Linked DNA regions of Homo sapiens: region 2 is linked to region 1. Evidence: chromatin contacts called from ENCODE Hi-C or POLR2A ChIA-PET data. All regions are on one chromosome and are shown on one strand. The core of a region is the stretch at or near the end of the contact, and the rest is flanking DNA. Distances in the headings are between cores, read along the strand shown. Region 1 has its middle 76 kb from the start of TAMM41. Region 2 overlaps VGLL4 (vestigial like family member 4).

Region 1 (6,293 bases), core at 2,336-4,835:
TGTTGTGATGTTGCTATGGATATTGCTGCATGAGTTTTTGTGTGGATGCATGTTTTCATTTCTCTTGGATATATACCTAGAGGCAGAATTCTTGGGTCATATGATGACTACACGGAACTATCAAACTGTTTTCTGTAGTAGCTTTACTATGTTACATTCCCACCAGCAATGTACGAGGGTTCCACTTACTCCCCATCCTTGTCAACACGTTGTGCATTTTTTTTTTTTTTTTTGAGACAGAGTCTTGCTCTTTTGCCCAGGCTGGAGTGCAGTGGTGCAATCTAAGCTCACTGCAACCTCCGCCTCCCGGGTTCAAGCAATTCTCCTGCCTCAGCCACCTCAGTGCCTGGGATTACAGGCATGTGCCACCACACCTGGCTAATTTTTGAATTTTAGTAGAGATGGGGTTTCACCATGTTGCTCAGGCTGGCCTCGAACTCCTGACCTCGTGATCCGCCCGCCTCGGCCTCCCAAAGTGCTGGGATTACAGACGTGAGCCACCGCGCCTGGCCATCTGTCCTTTTGATTATAGATTTTGATTATAGATCAAAATGGGTGCAAATCAAAGCCACAGTAAGACACCACTTCACACCTGTGGGGGTGAATAGGTGTGAAGTGGCATCTTACTGTGGCTTTTATTTGCACTGCCCTGATGGCTAATGATATTGAACATCTTTTTATGTGCTTATTGGCCATTTGCATATCTTCTTTGGATGTAGGTGGAAAACTTTTTTGTTTTTTTTTTGAGATGGGGTTTCATTCTGTAGCCTGGCTGGAGTGTAGTGGCGTGACCTCAGGTCACTGCAACCTCTGCCTCCAGGGCTCAAGCAATCCTCTCACCTCTGTCTCCTGAGTAGCTGGGACTACATGCATGTGCCAGCATACTAGGCTAATTTTAAAAATTATTTGTAGAGATGGGGTCTCCCTATATTGCCCAGGCTGGTCTCAAACTCCTGGGTTCAAGTAATCCTCCTGCCTTAGCCTCCCAAAGTGTTTGGATTACAGGCGTGAGCCACTGCACCCAGCCAAATCCTTTTTAAAGTCGTGAATGTACTTGATGACAAAGTGAATGTGACAAGGTATTTCCCACAATTTTATGTTAGAATAGAAGAAAAACATATGTTTTATGCAATTACATACTCACTCATTCATTTTCCAAGTACCTATGCTATTCCAGACACCAGGAAATTTAGAGAAGAAGGAGAAACCAGTTAGTTGATTATCAGAAATGGCATAGACAAGATGTTATAGTCCTCCTGGCACTTTTGTAACAGTCTGCTTCTGACTTATCCAAATGGTTCAGCTCCATTCCTGGCAGGGCAGAAAAGGCAATGAGACAAGGTTCCTGATTTCCAGTAGCTCACTATCTAGTGGGAGAGAGAAACACATAAATATGTCATTGCGGTCGCAGATGGTTATCTACCCACAGAGCTTAGGAGCACAGTGGAGGGAGCAGGTAATTCTGCTAGGCACCTAGAAGGGGTGCAGGAGGAGGTGACATTTGAATTTGGTCTTAAGAGATATTCAGACATTTGACAGATGGTGAAAGGAGAAGGACATTCTAGCCATCAGGCACGGCCTGGTCAAGGGCATGGCTGAGGATGTGAGAGCCGAGGGTGAGCAGAGACAGAGGGTGGAGGGGAGGAGTGGAAGGGAGTGGACCACGTCATGAAGAGCCTCACTAAGGAGCATCCATCTACAAACAGTCTCACTCTGCGCCCAGGCTGGAGTGCTGTGGTGTGATCTTGGCTCACTGCAACCTCTAACCTGACGGGTTCAAGCGATTCTCCTGCGTCAGCCTCCTGAGTAGCTGGGATTACAGGTGTGTGCCACCACGCACAGCTAATTTTTGTATTTTTAGTAAAGATGGGGTTTCACCATGTTGGCCAGACTTGTCTTGAACTCCTAACCTCAAATAATCCATCTGCCTTGGCCTCCCAAGAGATTTTTTTTTTTTTTTTTTTTGTAAGCAGAAGAGTGGTGTGGTTCGATCTGAGGTTTAAGAGATCACTCACAGGCAGCCAGTTGGATGGATTAAGGGGTCAGCAGGCCAAAGGGTAAATATTTGTGGCCTTGTGGACCACACAGTCTTTGTTACAACTTCTCAACTCTGCTGCTGTAGTGTGAAAGCAGCCATAAGACAATACATTTAAGTATTTCATTTAAGAAAGAACCCGGCTGTGTTCTAATGCACATGTATTTACAAAGCCAGGAGGTATGGATCTGTCCTGAGGACCATCATTTACCAACTCCTATATTAGACTAAGGTGGGAATGAAGGCAAGGAGACCACTGACTATGTGGAAATTCTCTCATGAATGGAGAAAATCAGAATGGGGTGAGGGAAGTGCAACCAAGGCAGAGGGTATCTTTCAGCCTCAAGAGGAGTCAGGTCCTCTACCTCGGCTGTGCTGGAAAGTGTGACTACACGCCTCACGGCCCAGCTCGCATTTCCTACAAAGCAGGCAGAACACCTAGTTATGCAAAGAGCATCACTCACAGCCACTGCAGCCACCTGGGAGGTGTGGAGCTTCTATCTGTGACAAGCCTGCCAAGGAACTCACAGGCCCAGGCAAGGAGAAGCCTAGAAAACAAGGTAGAAAGTCTTGGAAAAGCCTCATTTGGTCTGCGATGTAAGAAAACTTGATTCCAGTTAATTGAGGTAAAGAAGAATTGGTTCAATCTCATAGAATCCACAGGGGAGATGTGTGATTGGTCCCGCACTCTAAGAGCTGGAGAGCGAGAAGCAGGTGCCTCTTCTGGCCTCTGTGGGGCTGCACAGACTCTGTCTCCGTCTCTTCTGCAAAATTGGCATCCATGTGTGGACTGCTCATCAGTCAGTGTGGGGTGGAGACACAGAGAAAGTTCAGGAGTACATAAGTGGCCCCATAAAAACATGCACCCTACCACTACCCTGGAGGGCAGCTGACCGGGGGTGTCTGGTCCAGCCTCTCTAACAACTCCTGCACCTCTCTGTCCAAGCCCCTTCCCCTTGCTGGGCAAAATAAAGGGGGCAGTTTCGATCACTGGCTCTCAACTGGGATTTCTCCCAAAGTAGTAATGAGGTCGACTTGCAAGCATTTTTGGCTTTCAAAAAGCCATTTAAAATGCTCTGCTTGCTGATGAAAGCTGTGGTTTCTTTGCTCTCGGCTACGATTCTGTCAACTCAGGGTAGTAACACTGCTGAGCGCGTGCTGATCTGAAGCTCTGATTGGCTGCTGGTGACATAATAGGAAGGTCAGGAACGATTGGCTGGCAGCTGAGACCGGCTGAGCCACATACCAGGAAGGTGTGTTGGGCGTGAACAGAGCACGCTTAGAGCAGGAACAGAAGTACGAGCGACAGCCTACCAACATCCTTCAAGCATGGGGGCAGGGGAGGCATGTGTTAAATAACAGAGTCTTCAAGATAGTGAAAACTATGCATCATTTCTAGGGTCCTCTTTTGTGTAGCTCCTGTCTCCCCCTAGTCCCAGGTGTCTCTCCCCAGAGGGCTGGAGGGCCAGGCCAGGCTCGCAGACAAGTGGGTACATGTACCCCCTTCACTCCCAGTTCCCTCCTCTCTGCCCAGACCTGCTCTCCGCAGCCCTGAGGCGGGCAGCTGGTCCACCCTTCTCCCCTGCAGTTCTCTCTAGGCTTAGGACCCAGGTCCCTCCCTGCTCTAGGTGGTCTGGATGTCAGCATCTCAAGCTGCGGCCTCAGGCAGCAACAGGCACGCCCTTTATGAATTATCTGAGCAGAGCACAGCCACAGTGGGAGGAATAAAAATAACAAGAAACACAAAAGGTGCCTCCTTGAACAGGAAGAGACACTAGGGATGGGGGACTGGCTCACCTGGTGAGTCACCCTGCGTTCCCTCTTCTTGGCTGGCTATCAAAAGAGAAGAGAACACAGGCAATAACCTGTGGCCTCCAGGGACGGGCTGGGCGTTTTAGAAAGGCCCTGGGTTTGCAGAAGAGAACAGCACGCATGGTGGGGAGGCTGCTGGAGGTTGGGATTCTACGTCTGGCTCATGGCAAACCTGATGGATGACTTTGGGCTCTTTTCAGAGTCTCTGTTGCCTCATTTGTTTGTTTGTTTTTGAGACGGATTATTTATTTATTTGAGTCGGAGTTTTGCTTTTTGTCGCCCAGGCTGGAGTACAGTGGCCAGATTTGTTTGTTTGTTTTTGAGATGGATTATTTATTTTTGAGACAGAGTTTAGCTCTTTGTTGCCCAGGCTGGAGTGCAGTGGTGTGATCTCTGCTCACTGCAACCTCCGCCTCCCAGGTTCAAGCGATTCTCCTGTCTCAGCCTCCCAAGTAGCTGGGATTACAGGCGCCCGCCACCACGCCCGGCTAATTTTTGTATTTTTAGTAGAGATGGGGTTTCACCATGTTTGCCAGGCTGGTATCAAACTCCTGACCTCAGGTGATCGACCCACCTCGGCCTCCCAAAGTGTTGGGATTACAGGCGTGAGCCACCACGCCCGGCCTGTTTATTTATTTTTAATTTTAAAAAGTTTATATATTTAAGGGGTACAGGTTCATTTTTCTTACATGTGTATATTGTGTAGTGGTGTACCCATCATCACCCAAATAGTGAACACTTTACCCAACAGGTGATTTTCCAACCCTCACCCCCTCCCACTTTTTATAGTCTCCAGTGTCTGTTTTTCTTTTTCTTTTTTTCTTTTTTTTTGAGACAGAATCGCTCTCTGTTGCCTAGGCTGGAGTGCAGTTGTGCAATCTCAGCTCACTGTAAACTCCACCTCCCAGGTTCATGCCATTCTCCTGCCTCAGCCTCCGGACTAGCTGGGACTACAGGCGCCTGCCACCACAGCTGGCTAATTTTTTTTTTTTTTTTTGTAGTTTTAGTAGAGACGGGCTTTCACCGTGTTAGCCAGGATGGTCTTCATCTCCTGACCTCGTGATCCGCCCTCCTTGGCCTCCCAAAGTGCTGGGATGGCAGGCGTGAGCCACCGTGCCCAGCCCAGTGTCTGTTTTTCTACTCTGTGTGTTCATATGTACCTATTGTTTAGCTGTCACAAGTGACAACAAGCGGTATCTAGCTGTTTCGGAGTTATTTCACTTAGGATAATGGCCTCCAGTTCCATGTTGCTGCAAAAGACGTGATTTCATTCTTTTTTTTAATGGCTGAGTATATCCATGGTGTGTGTATGTATCACATTTTCTTTATCTGATCCTTGGTTGATGGACAGTATATCTGTGCGATTGTGAACAGTGCTGTCATAAACACATGAGTGCATGCATCTTTTCCCTTTGGGTAGATACCCAGTAAAGGGATTGGAGTCTAATGGTAGTTCTATTTTTAGTTCTTTGAGAAATCCCCATAATGTTTTTCATAGAGTTGTCCTCCTTTATTAAGCCTCCTATTCAGGGTGAGGCACTGTGCCAGGGGCTCTACATACATTGATGCTAATCTTGAGAATCATCCTGCCAAGTAGGGTCTTTATCGTCTCCATCTTAAAGAACAGGAGGCAGTTCCGAGAGATTAAGTAACTTGCCTGCTGTCACACGGTATACTCTTGATTCAAACTCAGGTCTTTCTTTCTCTCTCTTTTTTTGGAATGGAGTCTAGCTCTGTTGCCCAGGTTGGAGTGCAGTGGTGCGATCACAGCTCACTGCAACCTTCGCCTCCCGGGTTCAAGCAATTCTCCTGCCTCATCCTCCCGAGTAGCTGGGATTACAGGCACACACCACCATGTCCAGCTAATTTTTATATTTTTAGTAGAGTTGGGGTTTCACCATATGGGACAGGCTGGTCTCAAACTCCTAACCTCAAGTGATTCACCTGCCTCAGCTTCCCAAAGTGCTGGGATTACAGGTGTGAGCCACCATCCCTGGCCAAACCCAGGTCTTTTTGATTCCAAAGCCCCCAAGTATTGCTTATTTTATTTTTGATTTGCTTAAAAAAAAAAAAGCTAGTTAATGACTAGCACTTTGTGAACTATTTTTCTCCCAACATTTTTAATTTTTTATAAAATTTAAAAAATAGAGGTGGGGTCTCGCTATTTTGGCCAGGTTGGTCTTGAACTCCTGGCCTCAAACAGTCCTCTTGCCTTGGCTTCCAAAAGTGCTAGGATTACAGGCGTGAGCCACCGTGCCCAGCCCCACCCCGACATTTTCTTTTTTGACTACCATCAAGTACTAGCAGAACATCCAGACCTGTTGGCAAACAAGCAGTAATGGAGACACTTGGAAACTTGACCCTGAGTAGCTCAACAGCTTGTTTTCTCCATGAGCCAGTAGGCTTCTAGCTGTGATTTCATTAATTTATAACAGTATGCACATTT
Region 2 (5,761 bases), core at 56-2,555, 150 kb before region 1:
TTTCTACAACTGTCTAGGTCTAACTGTCTGCAGGTGACAAATGTATTTCTGAAAATTAGATAGTAAATTAAACCTGATCGTGATTTAAAGGCTCTGCTGAGCTCATATGTAAAGCAAAAGTGGTTCTCAGTTTAATTTCACCAATCTGTGAAAATTTTCTTTTTTTTTTTTTGAGTCAGGATCTCTGTCACCTAGGTTGGAGTGCAGTGGTGCCATCATAATTCATTGCAGCCTCAACCTCCCAGGCTCAAGTGATCCTCCCACCTCAACCTCCCGAGCAGCTGGGACTACAAGTGCCCTCCACCACGCTTGGTTAATTTTTTGTATTTTTTGTAGAGATGGGGTTTTACCATGTTGCCCAGGCTGGTCTCGAACTCCTGGGCTCAAGTGATCCTCCCACCTCTGTCTCCCAAAGTGCTGGGATTACAGGCATGAGCCACAGCACCGGGGCAAATTTTCCTTATTGTTTTTCATCCAGCCACTCCTATTTCATGTCTAGTACAATGCTTTCCAAAGTGAGTTCCTGGATGACCTACGTCAGAATCACCTAAAAGACTTATTTAAAACACATATTCCTAGGTCTGGCTCCAGTCCTAATAAAAAGTTGTCCAGGGACCCCCACGATATGTCATTTTAGCGTGCCCCAAGAGGTGTCTCTTCTCATGCCTCTTCCACTTTCACAACTGATCAATACCAAGATCAGCCAACACCACATCAGACATTTCTAAGGACGTGTCAGCAGTGACGTGGCACATGGGAGAACTGATGATGTATCTCAGTACTCACATCCACTCAGGAAATGCCTGATGAACGAGTTTCAGAAAGCAAGATTTAGGCCGTCCTGGTTACCTCCTGCCAGCACTAACACGTGAAACAGCTCAAGACCAGCTTTAGGAGGGCTCACCTCTATTTTCAAATAATGACGTCTTTCTCTAATTTTTTTTTTAATGTTTGCCTCTTGAGAGATCAGGGACTTCATTAAGTAACCCTCCCATGCCTCAGTTTCCCCATATGGAAAATAGCTATACTATCTGCTGCCTTCTATTCCTATAAGGCATACAGTCATATACTTCCTATTTGTCTTTTGCACAACAAAACAACTCATTCCCCAAAAGCTTTGAATTAGGCTTGCAAACATAGTCCTTAACTACCAAACTGTAAATTTCTCAAAGTCTAGAAAAATGAGAGGGGCAAGGAAAGAAACAAAAAGAAACTTAGGCTTAACTGTACCAGCTAGTCTCAACTTGATCCGAAGGAACACTGCTAGCATTCTCTCAGCTAGCTTCTCACGATTACATTTAAAACCACCACAAAGCCACCACGATCACGCTCTGAGAGGCCGCCGCAGGTAAACAGAGGGATAGGGTAGGAACAGCCCAGCATAACTGACAATGCTCTTTAGGGGATCTGCAGATCTGCCTTCTCAAACATCTCATTTCACTTCATGAATATTTACAAAATATTTGCAAAAGAAGAACTAAGGCAATGAACATGTCCAGAAAGAACCACATGCTAACTTCTAAAGGTTTCTCTCTCCAAAAATTCAGTAGTGCCAGAGGCCTGTTCTTTTGTCCCAGGTTGTTTTTCAAGTGCTACCTCATGACAGAATGGATCACTCATAATAACTAGATGTTAGCATCTGTGTCACATAATTCATCTCTGGCAGTCCACTTCTTTTAAATCCTAATAGTAGGCCTCCTAAATAGGATTGCTAGCATTTGGCATCTCATTTGCCTCTATGACAACAAAACTCTAGAAGACGTAGTTTATAATACATTATGGTTTCAGCTGAATGACATTTGGTTCTAAGGTCTTTGAAAGTACAAGTTTGAAAATGCCAAATTTTATCTATATCCATATCTATAGCTCCATCTGAAATTAGACAGATTACCAAACAGAAAATGTCACTCAGATTCTAAAAATAAACCATGCTATTGCTCCAGACAGGTTACACCAGAGGGTTAGGACCATGACATTTTGCTGGGGTTCAAGTGCAAATCAGCAAACAAAATGGCATGTTTTTCTCTTCCTTTTTCACAGCTAAAGATTAGTGAAGGCAGCATTGTAGTCTGTGTAACTGCTCAACCCAACCTTTATCCAGGAGCTAGTATTGCTTCTTTAAAAACATTTTTTTTTTTTGTAAATAAAATGTGGTACAGCCATACAAGGAACTACTACTCAGCAATAAAAAGGAATGAAGTAACAAAAGACCAAATATTGTATTATTCCATTTATATGAAATGCCCAGAATAAGCAGATCTATATAGACAGAAAGTAGATCTGTGGCTGCCAGGGACCAGCAGGACGGGGGAATGGAGAGTGAAACGGGTCAAGGTTTCTTCCGGGAGTGATGAAAATGTTCTAAACTTTGATCCCAGTGATAACTGTACAACTCTGTGAATATATTAAATACCATTAAATTGTATAATTTAAACGAATGAATGGCATGGTGTACGAATTATATCTCAGCAAAGCTGTTAAAAATCTTAACTTAAAGAAACTATCATCTTTTAAAAGCTATAGCAGAAAGAGAGCCAGCACTGGAGAGAGTAAATATGGTGGCTTTTCACCTTTCCAAGAATCTCAATGAGCCCTGGGCATTGCAAAAATTAGTCAAGCAACTGTCACAACTGCAGTGGTAACCAAATACGGAAGCTGAATCAAATACGGAAAGGAAATTCTTTTGAACTCAAAGACACAACCTTTCCAAAAAAATACACTGCAAGCACACAAACAGACCACACAAAGTCAAAACAAAACAAGTACCTGTGTGGGTGGAAATGTATCCAAGTGCCACTCTTTTCTTCAAGTCTTTCATTCTCCTCTTATTACTTCAAAGATAAGCCCTGGATGGGCAGGAACTAAGTTGTTTTGGTTTTTTCTCATGACACAAAAGATCTGGCAGAGCTGGAGATTTCATTACCTTGAAAGGCAGTAATATTTGAAGGTACCATGACTATTCCCTGAACAGTGCTCTAAACACATTGTGGTGGCTAAGAGCTATGGTTATCCCACCTCTTCAATGAGAATGGGGCATTCATTCTACAGAAAGCCACTTACAGACAAAATGGGTATCACATCATCCATAAAATGAAGTAAAGAACAGTTGGCTGAAACTTCCCAAACAGCCCGTTACTCCATGTGATATAAATGGGTTTGCAAAGCTCAACAAAGGAAGACAAGCACTAGGAAGGCAAAGCCAGTCTTCCTAGCATGATAACCAAAAGTGTCTCAGCCCTCTAAAGAGCTCTAGGATCTCAAATCATGTGCACAATACAGAGAAGTGCTAATGGTGGAAGGGATGCACAAGAGATGGTAGATGTCTTGCCCTCAAGGAATTCATATTTTAGATAGGGTGGCTGGGGGTGGGGGTGGGGGGCAGTGAAACTGGATTATTTTTTGGCAAACATGCAAACGAGTGTTATCACTTAAATGTAGTCATACTAGAATGACTTGACCCTATTCCAAATAAAATTGCCACTGATTAAAAGACACTTGCAAACTCCACTTGTGGAACTGGCTTCAGAATGACAGAGAAAAAACTAGCTCTTCACTTTATAGGCATACTTATGTATAAGTATGGCAAGGAGTAAGCACTGTGTTTGTTTTATACACACACACACACACACACACACACACACTCTCTCTCTCTCTCTCTCTGTCGGTTTTTAAATTACTGGCCACTGGTGAGAAAACCATCAATGTGTCCAGGCGCAGTGGCTCACATCTGTAATCCCAGCACTTTGGGAGGCCGAGGCAGTTGGATCATCTAAGGTCAGGAGTTCGAGACCAGCCTGGCCAACATGGTGAAACCCCGTCTCTACTAAAAAAAAAGAAAAATTAGCTGGGCGTGGGTTAGCCGGGCGTGGTGGCAGGCGCCTGTAATCCCAGCTACCCAGGAGGCTGAGGGAAGTGAATCGCTTGAACCCAGGAGGCAGAGGTTCCAGTGAGCCAAGATCGTGCCATTGCACTCCAGCCTGAGTGACAAGAGTGAAACTTCATCTCAAAAAAAAAAAAAAAAAAAAAAATCAATGTTCTGAGAATAAGATCATCGCAGTATTACGTTAAATGTGTAATTTTCCAAGGTAACTATTACTTATTTAGATGTGTAGGTTGTTACATTTGTTTGCTTTTCATCAGTCACATTTACATTAAAGACAATAAAATACAAAGTGATATAACTGCCAAATGTATATTACAGACTATAAACTCAACAGAAATTCAAAAGAGGATGATATAAACATATCACACATTGAAAGAGGACAAAGCATCTTGCTAGGCACTGACATTTTAAAAGGTTAAAGTACAAAAGTTACTTTAGATAGGAGGAATAAATTCTGCTGCTCTAGTGCATAGGAGGATTACTATGGTTAACAGTAAAAGATTGCATATTCTAAAATAGCTACATGAGAGGCTTCTGAAGGCCCTCACAACAAATAAATGATAAGGTAATGAATACAAGAACTACACTGACTGGATCATTATACAACATAAATATGTATTAAAACATCAAATTGGCCCAGCATGGTGGCTCATGCCTATAATCCCAGCACTTTGGGAGGCCAAGGTGGGCAGATCACCTGAGTTCGGGAATTCGAGACCAGCCTGACCAACATGGAGAAACCCCATCTCTACTAAAAATACAAAATTAGCCAAGCATGGTGGTGCATGCCTGTGATTCCAGCTACTTGGGAGGCTGAAGCAGGAGAATGGCTTGAACCCGGGAGGCAGAGGTTGCGGTAAACCGAGATCGTGCCATTGCAAGCCAGCCTGGGCAACAAGAGTGAAACTCCGTCTCAAAAAACAAAAAAAAAAAAGAAAAGAAACATCGAATTGTACCCTAAAAATAGATACAATGTGTTGACTAAAAAATAAAATTTATCAAAAAAAGTTTAAATGTTTTCCCAAATATGAAAAATTAATAAGCATTTAAAAATTAATCAATCTCGGCCGGGCGCGGTGGCTCACGCCTGTAATCCCAGCACTTTGGGAGGCCAAGGCGGGCGGATCACGAGGTCAGGAGATTGAGACCATCCTAGCTAACACGGTGAAACCCCGTCTCTACTAAAAATACAAACATTTAGCCGGGCGTGGTGGCGGGCGCCTGTAATCCCAGCTATTCTGGAGGCTGAGGCAGAAGAATGGTGTGAACACGGGAGGCAGAGCTTGCAGTGAGCAGAGATCGCACCACTTCACTCCAGCCTGAGTGACAGAGCGAGACTCTGTCTCAAACAAAAACAAAAACAAAAAAATCAATCTCACTGCTAATAACTTTAAATTTAAATATGAGATACTACTTTGGACCAAACAATTGCCAAAGATTTTGGGGAAAGCATGCTGATTAGCATGCAGTAAAATAGGCACTTCCATAATCTATTAAGACCTTTCAAATATAGGAAATATCCTTAATGACCAACTACAGAGAGGTGTTTGCATAAATGATGCCATAGCTATAGGAAAAATAAGTAGACATTAATGATTTTTTGTAGAATTTCAAAACCAAAGCCAATTTTCACAATACTGAATGAAATAAAATTCAGAATATAAAATTTTAAACACACTATGATTTTGGTTGTGTTAAATTATATACACTCAGGAGAAAAGACTGAAATCAATAGTGCAATATGGTTGTTTCTGGGGTGTAGCCAATCTTTTCCTATTCTTTATACATGCCTGTGTTTTTAAAAGATTCTACAATTCTCTATATTTCTTTGGTATTCAAAAATAAAAGCAGACAATAAGAAGAAATATTCTTCCCAAA

The links. A loop is a pair of places that touch in the nucleus more often than their neighbours do. ChIA-PET counts read pairs that join two places held with the same protein, here RNA polymerase II (POLR2A). Pooled maps may share reads with other maps.
Region 2: a pooled map shows a loop between it and region 1 (7-fold over the local background). The contact joins two enhancer-like sites. A Hi-C loop is called at or near these places in 7 of 50 pooled maps. POLR2A ChIA-PET finds 5 or more read pairs at or near these places in 3 of 52 experiments (PC-9, activated CD4-positive, alpha-beta memory T cell and activated T-cell).

Annotation. Positions count from the first base shown.
Region 1 is chr3:11,767,411-11,773,703 of GRCh38, forward strand. It overlaps a transcript of TAMM41 not described here. Among named protein-coding and RNA genes, the nearest start is that of TAMM41, 76 kb to the right of the region's middle. Within about 2 kb of position 3,586, at least 15 of the 41 ENCODE cell types and tissues checked have a DNase peak (open chromatin) inside an H3K27ac peak, as active enhancers do.
Region 2 is chr3:11,623,591-11,629,351 of GRCh38, forward strand. The region is part of intron 1 of VGLL4 (vestigial like family member 4); the gene reads right to left. Among named protein-coding and RNA genes, the nearest start is that of VGLL4, 17 kb to the right of the region's middle. RefSeq lists an enhancer at 866-915. Within about 2 kb of position 1,306, at least 4 of the 41 ENCODE cell types and tissues checked have a DNase peak (open chromatin) inside an H3K27ac peak, as active enhancers do.